2 separate regions of the Homo sapiens genome follow, and region 1 is linked to region 2. A link is a contact called in ENCODE Hi-C data. All regions are on one chromosome and are shown on one strand. Each heading gives the region's core, a stretch centred on a gene start or an enhancer-like site at or near the end of the contact. The rest is flanking DNA. Distances are from core to core; before and after follow the strand shown.

What was found. Hi-C counts contacts between places; a loop is a spot of excess contacts on that map.
Region 1: a map of Calu3 shows a loop between it and region 2 (2.8-fold over the local background). The contact joins two enhancer-like sites. A Hi-C loop is called at or near these places in 2 of 168 maps with a recorded cell type or tissue (Calu3 and mammary epithelial cell).

Annotation. Positions count from the first base shown.
Region 1 is chr5:145,678,577-145,682,915 of GRCh38, reverse strand. It overlaps a transcript of PRELID2 not described here. Among named protein-coding and RNA genes, the nearest start is that of PRELID2, 150 kb to the left of the region's middle. Within about 2 kb of position 1,980, at least 3 of the 41 ENCODE cell types and tissues checked have a DNase peak (open chromatin) inside an H3K27ac peak, as active enhancers do.
Region 2 is chr5:145,360,264-145,364,353 of GRCh38, reverse strand. It overlaps a transcript of PRELID2 not described here. Among named protein-coding and RNA genes, the nearest start is that of PRELID2, 470 kb to the left of the region's middle. Within about 2 kb of position 1,958, at least 3 of the 41 ENCODE cell types and tissues checked have a DNase peak (open chromatin) inside an H3K27ac peak, as active enhancers do.

The DNA of each region.
Region 1 (4,339 bases), core at 731-3,230, 320 kb before region 2:
TAATCATGAAGATGATGTTAGTTTTGGAACCAGCAGTGTTGAAAAGCTTCTTGATTTTTATGCCAAGTGAAAGCCAGCCAGCCCTTTGCATATGGTGAAATGATCAACCTCGATGGTCATTGGCAAGTAACAGGAACCGCTGCTGGGCTCTTTAATTTATACCTTGATATTGTACACATGTGGCCTCAGGAAGGGAGCGTGTCACCTAACCTTCCCACATGGTGAATACCAGCATTTCCCTCCTCATGGCTGCTGTCATGAAGAGCCCTGCCTGGTCTGGCATTCTCGGACTTGTTTTTCCATTTAGAAATGCACTTCAAGGCAGGAAGCTGTGAGCCACTGGGTGCACCCTTGGTGGCTTTTCTCTGCTTTTCCTGACCTTCTACCCTGTTAATACATCTGGGCGAAGTGGCAGCAGCTTATTTCGGATATAATGGAGCCTACAAAAAATGAAGCCAGGTCTGTTATACCAGATTGTGACTCCTCAAAGAACAAGATCCCAGCAGATACTTATTGTAGACGTCACACTGTGCTAATCACCTAGTTCAGCCAATGTCGTATTATGATGATAGTGGTTATTATTTTCCCAGTGAGGTTCCCCCATCAGAGGTGGAAACTGTACATTTTCCTCCCAACCAAAACTAATAGAAAAATTCTATCTACTTCCCAAGGACTGAATTTTTTAAAGACAGATTATTTTTCTCTTTGTGGCTTTTTATTTTTAGGTTTCCTCCTCCCTCTCCCCACTTTTTTCCATTTAATGCTTTCATACAGAATGAATAGTATTCTACATTTTTATATTCTAAACACCACTCCTGCATAATTTTATTCAATTCTTTGTTGGTCTTTTTTTTTTCTCCAAGTTATGGTTTTAAAAATAATCTAGAACTAATTTGTCTAATGAATATGCAATTATTGCAAGAGTCTTTTGAAGTTTTTGAAAACCTTCAGTCAGCATCTTTCTGGGACATGGTGATGAATGTAGCATCAGGCACTTGAAAGCCATTTCTAATTTGGCATGAGCAGGTATAATTTTTTGCACATTTCAAAGCTGGGTATGATGCAATATTTACTGTGTACTTATGGTTCACTTAGTGTAGTTACTTTCTAGCCTAGCTCCCTCTGCTGGATGAATGGATGCACTATTGCTACTGGGGCACACTGGGGTTGAAACAGAAGCCAGATAGGATAGTCAAGGCAGGAGAGAAGGGGGTGCAGTTTGGTTTTGCCACTGCTCATGCCCAGAGCTTACAAATAATAGCTACCGTTTATGGTGTGCTTATCCCATGCAAGACACTTTACGGATGTCTTAATCTTCACTTACACATAATCCAGAAAGCAAAGGAATATTATCACTATTTTATAAGTAAGGAAAATAAGACTTGAAGAGGTTAAGAAAGTTTCCCAAGATCACACAGGTAGTAAGTGGCAGAGCCTTCATAAACATTTATCCTGGAGCACATTTTCTGTGTGAGGCACTGTGTAAGTCTAGAAATGAAGTTGACCTGGATTTTACTCTCAGAGTGTTTATCTTCCTGTACAAGAGAGAGAAGACAAACAACCATATCATGTAGCCAAGATAATTCAGAAAAAAGAAAAATAGAGGGCCATTCCATGGTAGCAGAAGCAAAGGAAAGGGAGAAAAATTTCCATCTCAGTAGAGAGAAAATTTTATCCTCAGAGGAGCACTGGTTTCCATTTTCGCTCGTGCCTCCCTGTTTCCTGCCTACTGTGGACATTACGATTTTGGAAGTGGCCCCTGGATAGCATTTTTCAAGGATCATTTTTGACCTGGGAAGCAGCTTCCCCCTGAGTACTTTTTTCCAGTACCGGAGTGAAGAGGCCACTGCCGAAGCAGACAGAAGCATCCCAACCCCAGCTGTGGGGTTCATTATCCTCTGCTGTCAAATTGCCATGGTCGTGAGGGTGTGAAAGTCACAGCGCCTTCCCAGCCCTGGCTGGATACAGGCTGTCAGAACTCCTCATAAAAACAGCACAGGGCCTTCTGCTGAGTGTCGGAACATGACATCTCATGAACCATAGCCTTCCTTGGCGATGGAACAAAGTACTTTCTCCCATACCCAGTCTTGTTATACGCTTTTTTTTTTCCCTTCTGGCCTCCTGAAAATGTATTTTGGTTGCAGGTAGCAGAAGCACTAAAACTATCTTAAGCAAATAAAAGGGAATTTATTATAAGAATCTCAGGGGCTACACCCAGGAACCAAAAACATCAGAAGCCAAGGCAATTAATTACCCTCTTGGCAATTCTCTCTCTTAATTACATGGACTTGTGTTTCCGATTGTTTTTGCATCTCTGTCTACTTTTCCCTATTAACAAATTGTCTCTTCTCACAGATTCATGCCAGAATATGGCTTTCCATAGCCCCCAAATACCCATCTTCTCAGTTTGAGCTAACAAAAGAAATTCACACTGGATCCCAATTCTACTGCTGGGAGAGAGAAGCCTGATTTATTCCAGGCTGGGTCCAATCAGCTGTGGTTGTGGCAGGGATCAGGTAGTAGAGAAAGGCCCTTATTATTTCCCCAGCCCCTAGGGGGCACAGTGTTTGAGCTGAAGTTCTACATCATCCACAAAGATATCCCTCTTTAAATTCACTTTCCTTTTCTTTCCTTTCCATAGACTTTTCACATAAATCACTGGCTCCCAAGTTTGGTTAAGAAGCAGAATCATCTAGAGATTCTTTTTTCAAAACACAAATTTCTGAATCTCATCCCAGTTCTACAGAACCAGGACCTCTATGGGTAGTGCCCTCGATTCTATATTTTTTAAATGCTCCAGTGATTCAGGTGGAGTTAGCTCACGACTCACTGTGGCACTAAAATTTAAACCAATATTGCTCAAGCTTTTATAATCCATGTCCCCTTTTGCTAAACATAAATATATCTACCTTTCATATTATTAATACAAACATTGGAACTTTAAGAACTTTTTCTAACTATATAGAAAGCTTCTATTTTATACATATTTATAAGTAATGTGTACTGTATACATTTTACATATTTTATATATTATTTGTATAAAATTAGTTGTATAAATGTATTATGAATTTGTATAAATGAATATATAAATATATATATATATATTTATTCTAACTACCTCACCTCTCCAAACTCTCCACTCAAGCCTTGGGTCAGCCTTCAAATTATTTCTTGATTATTAACTCAAAATAGTTTAAGCAACCTTAAAATAAGTACTATGTCATATTTCTTTCATCAACTTCATCACCATTAGCTTCACAATTTGGCAGGATAATTAATTATTTTATTTAAGAAGTATTTACTGAGCATCTGATATGTGCCAGACATAGTGCTAAGGATACAATGGTGAATAAGATTTCCGCCCCTTGGAAGACTGTATCCTAGCAAGCAAAGACAATTAATGATTATGATAAGTCAAGATAGTGATGAACTCTATGAAAATAATAAAATAGAGTGATGTAATTGGCTGGGATTGAGTGTGGACTCTACTTTACAAGGGATATTCTAGAAAGATCTCTACAAAGAGATAACATTTGAGCTAAGACTCAATGACATCTCAACTTTTGAGTTTCAGAGACTAAAGCAGAAGTTTCCAGATTCCTACATGACAACCCTCCCACCTGGCCTCAGGCTTCTATAGTTAGGGAGTGGGGGCAGAAAAGTTCAAACTAAGGGAGTGGAAGATTCCTCAGCCCAAGGGGAATAGGGAACATAGAAATTATGGTTCTGGGAACCAAAGATAGAGAGTTTCAATCCCAAGGGGCCAAGAAGGGCTTGGAAGAGTTTATTAGTGATAAGCAGAGTAGACTGAAGTCCAGAGAGCCTTTCCCAAATGCAGAGGACTGCATAAAACACATGGAGACTTTCCACATCTTTGGACTGTTTAGAGATCTCTAGAATACAACTGAAATTCAATTTCTGTCCAAGGAAAGTGGAGAGATCAGCGAGGACAACATGAATTTCATGAGCAATAAAGAAATGTGAATTTTCTCGCACTTGAGAGTTATGCCTGAAAATTCATACCCACCACAATGAATAATAACTACAATTAAACAGAAAAGATTACTCTGTACTTGCTCTTTTCTACATATAATTTCTAACTCCTATAATCATCTTACAAAGGAAGTATTATTACTCCTCCTCGACCCCCCAGTTTGCAGATAGGACATTAAGGCTCGGTGTAAGGTTTCCCAAGGTCTTAGCAAATGAATTTTAAAATCATTTACCTAGTGGTACTAAACACTGTGCTGGGTATATTGACAGTACTAGTACATTTATTTTATTTATTAATTGGCCAGTTGAAAAACCTCTGGCTCAAAGAGTTTTGAACTCATAATAA
Region 2 (4,090 bases), core at 709-3,208:
AATTTTCTATTTTCTAGAAATTAGAGTCAAATAGTTGTAATGCATCCCCCAGATGCCAAAAATATAATCAAATTTTCATCAGAATCCGGAAACTTAAAGGCACTGTGGACAGAGAAAGCATTTCAATTTGGATATCGACAGAATACTTCTCTCTGTGTTTATTTTAAGCCAAATAGCTTTTCTTTCAGTTTTGTTTACCTTTGGTATTTGTATCACACTCCTATTTTCTTCTGATAACCCATTAATTTAAAAGTAGCTCTTATGAAGCAATAGTGACTTTTCCATTATTGGGTATCTGTTTCAAAGTCATTTAATCTTCCAAGCAGAATTTGTTGTGTGAAGTTTTATGCAGCCAAGAATAATTTATTTGCAAATGTAGCAATAGCGTACAATCAGCCAAAGAAGATTTTTTTCTCCAAATAATATTCTACTGAAAGTTTAAATGTTTCTAGTCTATGTTTCATTAGAATTTGAATAGGTATGTGCAGCTACTCCAAATGTTCACTGGTAGTGAAATATTATTTGGGAAACAGAACGCTGTAAACATAACTCCTTTCAGAATACCAACACATTCAAATTTCTACTCAAGGCAAATATTATTTGGAAGGCAACATTGTTTGAATGAAATAATACAATTCAGATGATGATTATAGTCATGAACTAAAGAACTAATTAATTTGGCAAATATATTGTAGGTATAAAGATACAATTTCTTACCATGGCTATTAAGAATTTTCTCTTTACTCTGCTTTAATGGTATCGTTATAAAAAGTTGTAATAAACATTAGACATTTAAGGAATATTTTAAAATGATCTATGAGGGGATATTCTCTGTCACAACACTTGCACAATTAGCCTAAATGAGACTTATGGGCTTTCTTATTAATGAGTCAGAGGACTTAAGAGTTTTACTATTTTTAATGGCTGCTCCCTCAGTACTTGTCACAGGATTTTGATTTTACTTACTTTAGAATATAAAGAGGCTGTCACAATAATCCCATAGCAAGACAAAAACTGGAAGAAACAGTTTCCCTAATTTGGATACTAATACATTTATTTGGGGCCCTTAAGAGTTGTTTAGTATTTAACATTTTGATATGTACACATCTTATGGATATCGACAATGATAACTGGCTATCAATGTTCGCTAGGTAACATATTCGCTATTCTTTCTCACTAGGGTGATATGTTTGTGTTGAGCTAGCCACATCATTTTCTCTGTTTTTTTTTTTTTTTTCTTATAGCCATGATATGTGGCTAGAATCAAGAATGCAGGCCTTGTTTTTTTTTTTTTGAAAAACTAATTAATCTCTATGGTGGAGAAGAAAAAAGAATCAGATTTACATCTTTTGACATTGCAAGTGTAAGGTCTAAAGATTTAAATTAAGAGAAGAAGAGGTTGAGGTAGGGTGACCCATGGTGTGGTGTCAAAACAGATATGAATAAATTTAACTTATTTATCTACCATATATATGGGTTTTGATTTCCAGCCATCAAGCACTGTCTGTATGTCTTAGAAAGATCTATTCCTTTCATGGCAGCCAAAACACCATGTGAATATGAGCACTTCTAAAAGTTTTTGGCCAGGATTTGTTACTGATATATCATTGGCATAAGCCTAACTATGTCTATTCTCATGGTCTTCCTGGTGTTGTATTAGTAAGCCTAAAATTCATCATAACTATTTTTTCTCCCTTGGTCCAAGGTCCAGGACCTATAGATGTAAGATTTGTTTTATTTTCATCAGATCAGTGAAATGTTATGTATTCATCCAGCCATTTAGAAAATATTTATTTAGTGCATATTATATACCAGGTTCTGGGCCATGATCTAGCAACACAAAAATGAGTGAAATTAGAAACTTGCTTTAAGGAATTCAGGAGAAACAAATAAGGAAGTGAATCATGACAGCAGTATGATAAGGCTGTGATGGTGGTATGAGCATGAGTCAATGGAAACACGTTGCAGAAAGTGCTTAACCTTGTCTAAAGATGTTAGTGAATATGAAGTCTTCCTAACTATGCGAGATGAAACCTGAAGGCCAGGTATGAGGACACTGAAGAGAATCAGATTCCTTAGTTTCTCTGTCCTCCAGCCTGTATTTTTCTTTTGAAAGGCTTCAAATACCAACATTTAAACACACTGTCTTGACTAGGAGGTAATTCCCAGCCTTGCTTTCCTTCCTTTCTTCATTTAGCATATATTTATTAGGTCCCCAAGATAAGCACAGCACTAAACAAGGCACTGGAGATGGTAATGAATGAGATAGACATGGACCTTATGCTTGTAAAATGTGCATTCTAGTAATGCTGCCATAAACATATCATCATCCAAGTACTTGTTGAATCATGATTGTGTTGAGAGCTGTGCAGAAGAGCTATAAGGTGTCTGAGTCCATGTCACAGGGAACCTGGCATCATTGAAGGCCAAAGAAGTTTCTTGAGTGGCTGAACTTTCAACCGAAATCTGGGACATGATTTGGGACTTTCCAGAGAAAAAGTAGGGAAATTGCCTCCCAGGTAGGAGGACAGCTTGAGTGAAGGCTCTGGAAATGAAAAGAAGGCCAGCCAGTGTAAGCCAGAGCTCACAGAAGGCTAGGTGTGGTTCAGAAACTCAGAACAAGGCCAGATCATGAGGAGCCTTGTGGGATGTTTTAAATGTTGGACAAAGGAAAGACACTGAAGATGTTCTTGTTGAGGTAGGAGTTGGGAGACTCCAATATGCATTTAAAAAATAGCCCTCTGCAGAGCTGTGGTGTGCAGATTTGGTCAAAGAACAACTCTTTTGTGGCCCTTTACATACCAGTCTGTCTCTTAAGAAATGCTGAATATAAGATTAAATGGATGCATTCTCAATAGGGACCAGAGCTGTATTGCTGACATCTGGCTCCTGCCAGCTGTTTGAAGGAACTCAGCAGTCAGCAGAAGATACCATAGAGGCAGGCATCTTTCGGGGAGCATCATGAAAATTGTGTTATTTGGTCATTGGTTTTACTCTGCCACTCGGTCTTCAGCCTTGCTATTATCTGCCTTCATTTAGAAAGCACTTAGCAAGGTTAAACAATATGTGATTTTGAGCTAAGGTGTTAAGGGCTGATTATAATTTATAATGCCTCCTTCTCAGAAAACAGTTGCATTTTTAAACACCAGCTTTTAGTTTAGAGTCTTTGCACAGCCTTGAGTTTTATGGCAGTATCAAATACTATGGCAGGAATGTAAGAAAGATAACTCAAAATAGAAAAAAATTTCCAGATGTTTTTCATATAAGATCATCATTTAACATTTGAGCAGTGTTTTCTAAGGATTACAAAATATTTTTACATAGGCTTTAATCCTTTTAACAACCTTGTAGGTGGGTAAGTGAGAGGACTGAGGTAGAATCATCTGCTTGATTCCCTCTACAGCACATAGTAGGATACTGTATCTTGATGGAATTTAGGCTGACATAAGTATTATATATGCAATAAGGATATCATATTTATTTACTTATATGCCAGCTTTTGAAACAAAAAGATACATGAAACAAAATTATTATAATAGTATCATAAAGAGAAATTATGAACTAGAAATAGAAGTAGAGATCTGCTCATTCAAAGGATTGGAATTATTATAACTCCATATCAAATAGAGTTATTGACTTCCTGGAATCCAAGTCAAAAAGGAAATCTAATGGATCCCTTGGTTTTGTAGTCAAGAACAGGTGGTGGTAAGGAGCATCAACATTTTTTATATTGTTGGCATTAAATTTTGAAAAGTCTTTTTCACACATTTTATAGAATGGACACTGAATATTGAAATGCACAATAGGCTCAGGGGCTGTTATTTTCCAGACAAAACCTACTTGAATTGCAGCCCTCTCTGTTCTGATTTCCAGGTCGGGACACTGTAAGGGTTTGTTCCTATGTCATCTTGCTGGACCTTCGTCTTTCCTTTCTTGCATCTCTGTGGGAGATCTTACCTGCAGTTCTCTATTGGCTACACTCCTGCCTCCTTACTGCTTATGCTTTTGCCTTTTCTGTCTTCTCTGTTGTCTGTTTCACTCTGCTCAGTGCCTTAGAAATGTCAGGACTGCCTTCCTCCTGCCACTCTTT